Linked DNA regions of Homo sapiens: region 1 is linked to region 2. Evidence: chromatin contacts called from ENCODE Hi-C or POLR2A ChIA-PET data. All regions are on one chromosome and are shown on one strand. Each heading gives the region's core, a stretch centred on a gene start or an enhancer-like site at or near the end of the contact. The rest is flanking DNA. Distances are from core to core; before and after follow the strand shown. Region 1 has its middle 180 kb from the start of EVX1-AS. Region 2 has its middle 67 kb from the start of EVX1-AS.

What was found. Hi-C counts contacts between places; a loop is a spot of excess contacts on that map. ChIA-PET counts read pairs that join two places held with the same protein, here RNA polymerase II (POLR2A).
Region 1: a loop to region 2 is called in a map of PC-9, with 2.1 times the contacts of the local background. The contact joins two enhancer-like sites. A Hi-C loop is called at or near these places in 1 of 168 maps with a recorded cell type or tissue (PC-9). POLR2A ChIA-PET finds 5 or more read pairs at or near these places in 1 of 52 experiments (OCI-LY7).

What each region holds. Positions count from the first base shown.
Region 1 is chr7:27,421,309-27,426,252 of GRCh38, forward strand. No RefSeq gene overlaps it. Among named protein-coding and RNA genes, the nearest start is that of EVX1-AS, 180 kb to the left of the region's middle. Within about 2 kb of position 3,608, at least 4 of the 41 ENCODE cell types and tissues checked have a DNase peak (open chromatin) inside an H3K27ac peak, as active enhancers do; they include PC-9, where a contact is called at or near this core.
Region 2 is chr7:27,311,360-27,316,107 of GRCh38, forward strand. No RefSeq gene overlaps it. Among named protein-coding and RNA genes, the nearest start is that of EVX1-AS, 67 kb to the left of the region's middle. Within about 2 kb of position 2,917, at least 2 of the 41 ENCODE cell types and tissues checked have a DNase peak (open chromatin) inside an H3K27ac peak, as active enhancers do; they include PC-9, where a contact is called at or near this core.

The DNA of each region.
Region 1 (4,944 bases), core at 2,358-4,857, 110 kb after region 2:
TAACAAATAATATGTTCAATTTCTGCTTTCGGCCTACCTGTCTGGTTGGTTCTGAGAACTCAAGTTAGTTCTTCCTTATTTCATTCGCCAAATTTGACAAGTCCCTGAAATTCATCACTGGCAACTTAACCCAGTTTGTTTCTTCTACCAAATGCAAGGAACCAAAACATTTTCTTTTCTTATTCCCATTTGGCAATGACATTTTACTTTGGATAGTGGGACATGTCTAAACATCCTCCTACTTATTAGTTACAAAGGTGCCATAATGTAGGCCTCAATTCAAATCCACCTCCCACATGTAGTGGGAACTTGGGCAAATTAATTTACCTCTCACTACCTTAGTTTCCTAACCTCTAAAATGCAGAGGGTAACAACAGTACCTCCTTGTCATGGACGTGTTGCAAGGATTGCCCATGTTCATGAATGTAAAGCATTTTGAACAGTGCCCAGTGTGAGTTTAATGCTCTGTGTTCACTATGATCATTTCAATCATCCACACATATTTTTGAGTCCCTGTTATGTGCCAGGCGCCTTCCTGATCACCAGGAATAGAAAAGTGAGGATGTCTTTGGAGCTTATATTCCAGTGGAGCAATAGAGTCATAACAAAATGAACAACAATAACGGCCACTAATATTTATTGGGATTATAATATGCATAGCCTTACTTGATCTTTCTAATAATCCTAAGAGGTAAGTAAGAGTATTGTTTCATAGGAGAGGAATCCACAGGCTTCAAGGGGTTCGATAACCTGATCACACAACACAGCTGCTAAGTGGCCCAGCCCAGGGCTGGAATGGAACAACATGGTTCCCAAGTTTTCAGTCTTAACTGTGTCTTTCACTTTTATGGAATTGGGCTATTTTCAACTAACAACCGTGGTTCTAGGAAACAACACAGCCACTTTGTCCCTTTATGTTATTCTTAAAGAATCATTGCCCTGTCTCCCACTTTTATGCCAGTCACTGAGTTTTTGGTAGCCATTCACTGAACATGATCAAATTTAACCACCCAGTGTAAAGGATTTTACCTGCTGGTCAGAGGAACAACTCAGCATTTGGAAGAACATTTAATACTGTACGGCGGCGTTGGCCTTCATGCTGAGAGACAAGCGCACATCTCAAGGCCTACCCTGAACCAATCACTGGAGGATGGTTTAATTGGTTAATCATATAAATTACAATCACTTAATCATTTTAAGCACCATCAGCCAATTAGCTCAGAATTATGGGCTCTGAGGTAACAGTCATGCAAATGTTTGTTCCACTGCAGGCTATTAACAGCCATATTTTCTCTATCAAGATGACAGAGACTGATGGGTGGGGGAAGAAAAGGAAAGAGAGCATTTGTTTAGTTTAAACTTCTTTCCTGTTGGGTTATAATGAAGCATTCAGTGGGGAGGAGCGCCATGTGCAGTGATTTCTGTATCCTACTCAATGTGAGTCTCCGAGTGGATTGGAGGGAGGCCCCTGAGCAAAGAACTGCAAGGAATGGCTTCAAAACTGCTGAATCAAGACTGCGCAGGAGTTTAGCCTACTCTTGCTGCCAGGTGCTGGCTTTGTTGACCACCTGGTGTGCTCAGCCATAATACAGATAAATTGAGGACTGGCTGGGCACGGTGGGTCACACTTGTAATCCCAGGAGTTTGGGAGGCCGAGGCTGGCGGATCACTTGAGCCCAGGAATTTAAGACCAGTCTGGGCAACATGGCAAAACCCCATCTCTACAAAAAAAAAAAAAAAAAAAAACACCCAAAAATTAGCTGGCCACGGTGGCACACACCTGTAGTCCTAGCTACTCAGGAGGTTGAGATGGGAGGGTAGATTGAGCCCAGGAGGTCTAGGCTGCAGTGAGCTGTGATTGCACCACTGTACTCTAGCCTGGGCAATAGAGCCAGACCCTGTCTCAAAAAAAAAAAAAAAAAAAAAAAAAAAAAAAGAAAGAAAAAGAAAAGGAAAGAAACTGAGGACCAAAATGAGGACATGACTTTTGTGGCTGCTTTTTCTCCACCAAGCAACAAAGAGTGTCCACTAATCATGCAGGAGAATAGATCAAGTTCAGACAGAGCGTCCCCATCTACGATAACCATTACTATATACTAACAATGAAGAAAATAAAACAGCTCTGGAAAGCAAGGTGAGTCATCGTCAGCCGACCAGAAGCTGTGAACACCTGAACGTTTGCCAGTGTGGGCGTAGAGGAGCTGTTTGTGCTCATCAGTCCCTGGTTTAGGGCCTGGTACATGGTAGCTTCCCAGTAAACTCTTGTGGATGAATTAATGATTAGTGGCCAAATGTGAACGTAAGAAGCAGGGAGATGGAGGAGCACTCATCTGTTTGATGTGGCTGTGCTCTGCCAGCGTGCCTGTGCAAGTGTGTGTAAGACAGCTGGACCCTGCAGTGGAGTCTTTGCCGGCTTCTGGCTCCGGCAGAGCCTAGTGTAACTGCGCTTTCTGTCGGGTGGTCAGTTGAGTAGACTGGGTCATTTGCTAGCCTGCGATTGTAATATTTGCAAGTGCTGTGATGGTAAGGAACATCAGAACTTCAAAGATTACTTTTGTCAGGAATGTGTAGGAAGCAACATGGTTTTGTGGTCCCCAGTCACTTTGTGACTACGGCATTGTGGTCTTCAGACTTCACCTGTCTTGACTGATTAATTAAAGTTGGGGGTGGGACTGCTCCCAGCCTCTCACCATTTCCCAAGTGCACGCGCACGCGCGCGCGCGCACACACACACACACAGAGGTACATGCAACATATTTGTCATAAAACTTCATGCAGTCATTAAATAATACATACTGGACTTTTATGTGCCAGAGATCATGCAAGGGACCAGGAAAACCGCACAGAACACATAGCACTTGCCATGTGATGGCAAAGTATGGTCAAGTGCAGAGAGGAGAGGAAGACTCCTGAAGGCTGACATAATCAAGGAGAACTTCCCAGAGGAGGTGGGGATTGATCTAGGGAGAAATTAGATAGACAAAGAGATGAAAGTAGGGTACTTCATTGCACTTGTCATATTGACCTAGACTTAAAGCTTCAGGGAGAAAGTTTTCCAAATTAGGAGTTTTAATTTCCTTAAGGAAGTAACTGGCCTTGTTTTATCTTGTTTACACATGTCCCGGAGGTGCCTTGCCCGCAGGCAGCAGGAAAGGGTTCCTGGTAACTCCCTGTCTGACCTGAGCCAGAGGCTTGTCTCCCTCTCTGGCCTTGCTTTTTCTTCCTTAAACAGGGAAAAAATGATATTGACCTACCGTTGTGAGGGAAAACTGATACAAAATATGACAACACACTTCAGAGAGTGAGGTGCTCTTAGAAAAAAGAAAAGCCTAACGATAAGTATGCTGAGACACAGAAAACAATGGGTGGGAATAGAAAATTGGACTAAAATCATAGAAAGAGGTTTTAAAGATTTTCTCACTTCAGCATTTACAACACTCTATTATTGACTGTAGATTTTTTTCTTGCACTTGATTAGTCAGAAACCAGGCGAACACTCTCTAAAATCCTTGTACAGGTCAGACACTAGCAGAGTCCATATTCCTAAGGACCGAGCTGTTGAGCCACTCCCATGTTTGATTACTTCCCTTTTAGTTTTCATGCACACTCAGCTTGCACTATGTTTATTTGCCCTTGAAAGTATGAAGTCATTTTGTTTGTCTCTGGGGATTCCTCACACTCCCCACCCCTGTCACTGCCTTTGCCCCAAAATAGGTTCCTAACTTCCTGGGGGACGTGTTTAATGAGGATGTCTTGGCAAGAGAACTCCCTTAAGAGATCTTATAACATCAGAGCTGAGTCTGACTCCAGCCCCGATGAGATGTGGTCAGCTCACATGCCCAGTGGGTTCCAATTCCTCCCACCTTTCATGGTTCAGGATGGAGTTGAAACTCACCCTGGGAGTTCCCTGTACTCTTCTGGCTTGATTTATATAGCATAGAATAGTTTGTGTCTTTGAGTTTCCCCAGAAGTAGACCCAGAGACAAGGGTTCAAATGCAAATGATTTCTTTGGGCAGGGAAGGGAGTATCAGCAGGGGAGAGGGGAAACGGGACAGGGGAGGCAGCCAGTAAAAGGTGCGTGAGTAAGCCAGCTGCCCCAGTGGGCAGCTGGAGCCGAGTCTAGGAAATGGAGTAGGACATAGCCCATAATTAGACCTCCAGAGGTGAGCACACTGGGACATTTAGACACCAACTCCTGTCAGTCATTGGTTGAAGGCATTGAGGAGGGGTTGTTAATTCCGAGGAGAGGTGCTAGCAGCCGGAAGTCATCTGTCTTTTGGGGAGCACCCGGAAATGGTGGGGTCTGAGGGATGTGGATGGGACAGGAAGAGTATCTGTTAGGATTTGCATCATAACATTTATACTTTCTTGCCTAACGGTCCAAGTTCAGGGACATAGTAGCAGACTTATAGCACAATTACAAGCTTATAACATGATCGCAAATTTACACCAGGAGCCAGAGGATGACGAAAACAGCCCTTTGTTTCCCCTTTGGATCATTTATCACAGGAGACTGGGCCCACCCACTCAGACCCTGGAGGGGAGGCTTGTTTGTTGGTTTCATTCCTCTTGCTGATGATTGTGTCCACTTGGCCATATGTCCCGGTCTCAGCCAATGAAACCTGAGAGAAAGTTGAGGGTGGACGTGCGGGGAGTCTGGAAAACAGTGTTCTTGCTCGTAAGAGAGATACCTGGATGAGAGCATCTCTCTTTTTTGCTAGACGTCTTACAGTCGGGTTCTGATGCCTGGAACTTCTGCACCCACTTTGCCATCATGTGGGGTAATCACATCCAGAGGGCAGGATAATAGAAAGATGGAAAACAGGAAACCCTTGGGTCTTTGTGAGCCTCTGAGTTACAACCCTGGAGGCACCCGCCTTTGGACTTCTTGTTCTTTTAGTTCAAGACACTTTTGGTTGGGTTTCTTTCAGTTTAAGACACTT
Region 2 (4,748 bases), core at 1,667-4,166:
TCCTTACTCAGGTAATTTTTGTAAAAGCAAAGATTGGTAATGACAGTGGTAATGACAAAAATTATAAGAAATAACTGAGAAGTTTATTGTCTTGGCATAGAAAGAATGCAAAATAATTACTTTAATGTTAATAACATGGGCCTTCTTAAGCACTTACTATTGCTAGGCCTTGTATTTTACTTACATTATATTTTTAATCCTCTCAGCATTTCTATGAGTGATATTGTTGAGGTGATATGTTGTCATCACCTCCATATTACAGCTGTAGAAATTGGGGCTCAAGCACTTCAATAATTGGCCTGAGGTCTCAAAGCTGGTAAAAATTAGTATGGGACAGGATTGAAACCTGGGTTGATGTGACACTAAAGCTTGTGCTCTTAACGACTGCCATATGGCTCCACACACACATCTGATTTAGTTCACTTATGATTACAAGGGGATATATTTTCAAGTGTCCGAAATATGTCAGTTTATGTATTCATTTTTATAACCATAGTGGTTATTAAATATTTTAATATCACCCCAGCAACCAATTTTATTGTTCATTACTCTCTCAAACCTGAGTGATATTCCAGTTAAACGAAACCAGTCACTCTTACTCAAATAAACCTTGTGTTTTCCAGCCTACCAGTAGATACTTTGGTTCTAGAAATGCTGAGAAGAGTCCTCACGTCATTCAGTTCTGTTTTGCAGTGGTTCTGCTAAACAATTATAGAGCAAGTCCAGGCGCGGCGGCTCACGCCTGTAATCCCAGCACTTTGGGAGGCTAAGGTGGGCGGATCACCTGAGGTTGGGAGTTTGAGACCAGCCTGACAAACATGGAGAAACCCCATGTCTACAAAAAATACAAAATTAGCTGGGTGTGGTGGCGCATGCCTGTACTCCAGCCTGGGCAACAAGAGCAAAACTCAGTCTCAAAAGAAAAAAAAAAAATTATAGAGCAATTACTAGGTAGCCACAAATGGGAAAACAGTAACAAGGAGACAAAAAGGATAGGAAACTCCAGGATTTTTCTAGAGTCTCTGATCACTGACTGAGTCAACAGAGATGGGAGACTTGAAGTCTGCATTCTGCTCTCTACCTCTGCAGAGACACCAATCCCTCTTTTTCCTTGAAAAGGAAAGAAAACCACCTCCCTCTTCATTACTTCGATTTGCTTCCATCTTTCCCATTTCTTTTTGACCTGACCCCCACAACCTGAGGTTTAGTTATCAACAAGATAATATTCTGTTTTTGATTTTTTCTCCATTCTTTTTTTTTGAGACAGAGTCTGACTGTCACCCAGGCTGGAGTGCAGTGGCGCGATCTCAGCTCACTGCAACCTCCACCTCCTGGGTTCAAGCAATTCTCCTGCCTCAGCCTCCTAAGTAGCTGGTATTACAGGCACATACCACCACACTCAGCTAATTTTTGTATTTTTAGTGGAGACTGGATTTCACCATATTGGTCAGGCTGGTCTCAAACTTCTGACCTCGTGATTCTCCCGCCTTAGCCTCCCAAAGTGCTGGGGTTACAGGCATGAGCCACAGTGCCCGGCCCTCCATTCTTAACTAAGAACAGAATAGAGCCCCAACAATGGTAGTTTCTGCAATTTTTGTGAAGCTATGCTTTGTAATGAGGCTAGAGATGGTGGAGAGGAGGAATGAAGGACCTTTCAAATACTGCTGTGCATGATAAGAGGAAGTATGAGCACTGTTGTAAAGAAGTAGCCTTGTGAACTGTCAATCTAAATAACAAACAGAGGGCATTGCAATTCCCCCTTGCAATGTCCTCCTCCTGAATAAGTATCTTTAGAATAGGGTGTTACAAAAATCATATTTACTCGGAAATAGGGCATTGCAATGGGAATATGTGTGCCATAGTAAACTACGTGCGTATTCAAGGAGGTAAGATAAGATAAAAGGTTTTAAAGGAAAAATGAAGAGGATTACATAATTGTTTTGAAATGATTATTTTTGGCTACAAGGATCAACAACGAGGGTGATGTCAGTCCGACACTGGATAGGCAGTTACTGGGTAGATGTCCTCGCAGTAGCTCTTACTGACATTTTGGGCTGGACAATTCTTTGTTGTGGGGGCTGTCCTGTGGAATGTAGAATGTTTAGCAGGATCCTGTCCTCTCTCTACCCGCTGGATGCCAGTAGCATCCTCTGCAGTCATGACAATCAAACATGTTTTCAGTCATCTCTGGTTGCCCCTTAAAGGGCAAAATTGTCCTCAGTTGAGAGCCACCACCAAAGCTGTTCCCTCTGCCTGACACACTCTTCCCCTAAAGATTCATATTTCCACCCCATCACCTCCCACAAATCACTGCAGATCTAACCGTGATGAGCCTCCTCTATCACCTTTTTTAATTACTGCAAACTGTTCCTCTCCTAACTCCTAGCCCCCTTACCCTTCTCTACTTTTTTATTTTTATGATCATCTAATGTACTTATTTTTATGTGTTTACACTTGTTGTCTTTCACTACAATGTAAGCTCCTTAAGGGATCAATTTTCTTTGCTCATATTTCCTATAGCACCTAGAGCATTTCCTCACACATGGTTAAACAGTAATAAAAATACATACGCAAAAGATATAGATGAAAAGTCCAGCTCTTACTCCTGATCTCTGTCCTCCTAGTTCTTCACTCCCAAATCAAGTAACTGCTTTTATCAGTTATTAGTGTATCCTTTCAGAGTTTTTTATGCAAAATCAAGCAAGTAGGAACATATATTTCTATTCCTAATTTTTAAAACCAAAAGTTGGCACATTTAGACACCATTCAGCACCTTCCTTTTTTTCATTTAAGCTTATACGCATTATGAGAATAGTTTTTCTGTCTAGAAAGATTTTTGCCTTCCTGTTTGAACCTTTCCTGTGGTTGAAACTTGGAGATCCGCAGCCTAGTAAATACTGGCCTGACTTTCCTGTCCTTTCACCAGGAGAAAAGTTGATTTTCCCGTTAAACTTGAATTCAGATTTCAGCCAGACCCCAGCCAGTCAGCAGGTCTGCCTGCCTTGTTTCCTGTATGAGAGCTATTCATTGACTCAAGTCCATATGTCATTTGATTATTTTGGATTATGTGACAAGCTTTTTAAATTTTCTTTTTGATATAAATTAAATTGGTTGCCTCTAGGACAGGGCTGAGGATTGGTAGTTCTTGGAAATCAGCCAGCCTGTGAGTGTAGGGGGATCCCTGGGGATGCAGACAGTGTTAACCTGGACCCTTTGAATAAGAATTCCCCAGGGTGTTCTGGACAGCCTTTCCAGCAGGAGCTGCAGGAGGGGACCCAGGCGGGCGCAGCTCCTCACACACCCTCCACTGCCCTGGAGGTGACCTAGATGTTTATTGAGAAATGGCTCCTCTGGATTTCTGTGCAGAGGGAGAAAGGCTTTTTCTGCCTCGTTTTTACATACGGTGGTCCTCCACCTACCATGAAAGGCAAAAACTGGGAGGCCCAGGGAGATAGCTAGTTGCTTGAGGAGTCCAAATGTACCAAAGGTCCAAGATGAAAAATCTGGCCTGGGGCCAGTGGTGTGACTCTGTGATGAGCATTTTATTCTGCAGCCGCAAATGAATGGTGTATGTTTGAAAATGAAGTACTTAGTGATTATTACTTGAGAGGTCTTAAAACATTTAGCTCTCAACTTATCAGGCCTCCATGTATGACATTTCACATTAGCCAAAACGGATGGAATTTTTAAAGACCTAAAAGATAAAATACGCAACAACTTTCGAAATTGTAACAGAGAATTAGAATGACAGATCACTACTGGTTAAAAAAAGCTATTATCTTGGGTGTACATACAAAAGACCCTCTTCTCGTTTGGGAGGGACATGTTCAGGTCACTATAGTCAAACATTATTTTTCTCTCTTTAGTTCCAGAAAGGCTAACAAGAAGTTGCGGCAGACAAAAAGAACAGCTGGATCATGCATCTTTCAAATGGGAAAAACTTATACCCTTAATCACAGATGAACCCGTGAGGAAATACTTTAGAAAAGATTGAACTCATCCTTTCATAGAATATGCAATCTAATCAGCACTCTGAGAAAAGCAGAGAGGAAGGATTAGAAATAATAGTCTGTGTTTATTTTTGTCTGGGATCTATGGAAATGTAGGTTTATGACTTGACTTGAGCTCTCACAGTTAAAATATATGGCGTATAGAATAGTACTTGCTGCCAGGTCTAGCCCGGCCTCATTCGATTTCACAAGGTAAGTGGCAGGCTGAGTATCCACTGGAATTAGCTATGGTTTGCTGGGAAAAGAAATATCTATTAGTTTAGGTCTTCTTTGCTTTTTTATTTTAAAATATACATTAAATACATTTCAGGATACATTAAAACATATACATGAAGTAAACTAGTAATGTTTATTTCAAAGTCAAAAACAATATTCTATTTCTTTTTTCTTTTTTTTTTTTTTTTTGAGACAGAGTCTCGCTCTGTCACCAAGGCTGGAGTGCAGTGGCTTGATCTCGGCTCACTGCAACCTCTGCCTCCCAGGTTCAAGCAATTCTCCTACCTCAGCTTCCCGAGTAGCTGGGACTACAGGCACGTGCCACCATGCCCCGCTAATTTTTTGTATTTTTAGTAGAGATGGGGTTTCATCATGTTGGCCAGGCTGGTCTTAAACTCTTGACCTCGTGATTCGCCCACCTTGGCCTCCCAAAGTGCTGGGATTACAGGTGTAAGCCACTGCGCCCGGCCTCTATTTCTTTTTTGCAGTTTGATCTCAGATATTCTGTAGTGTGTTTTGGGT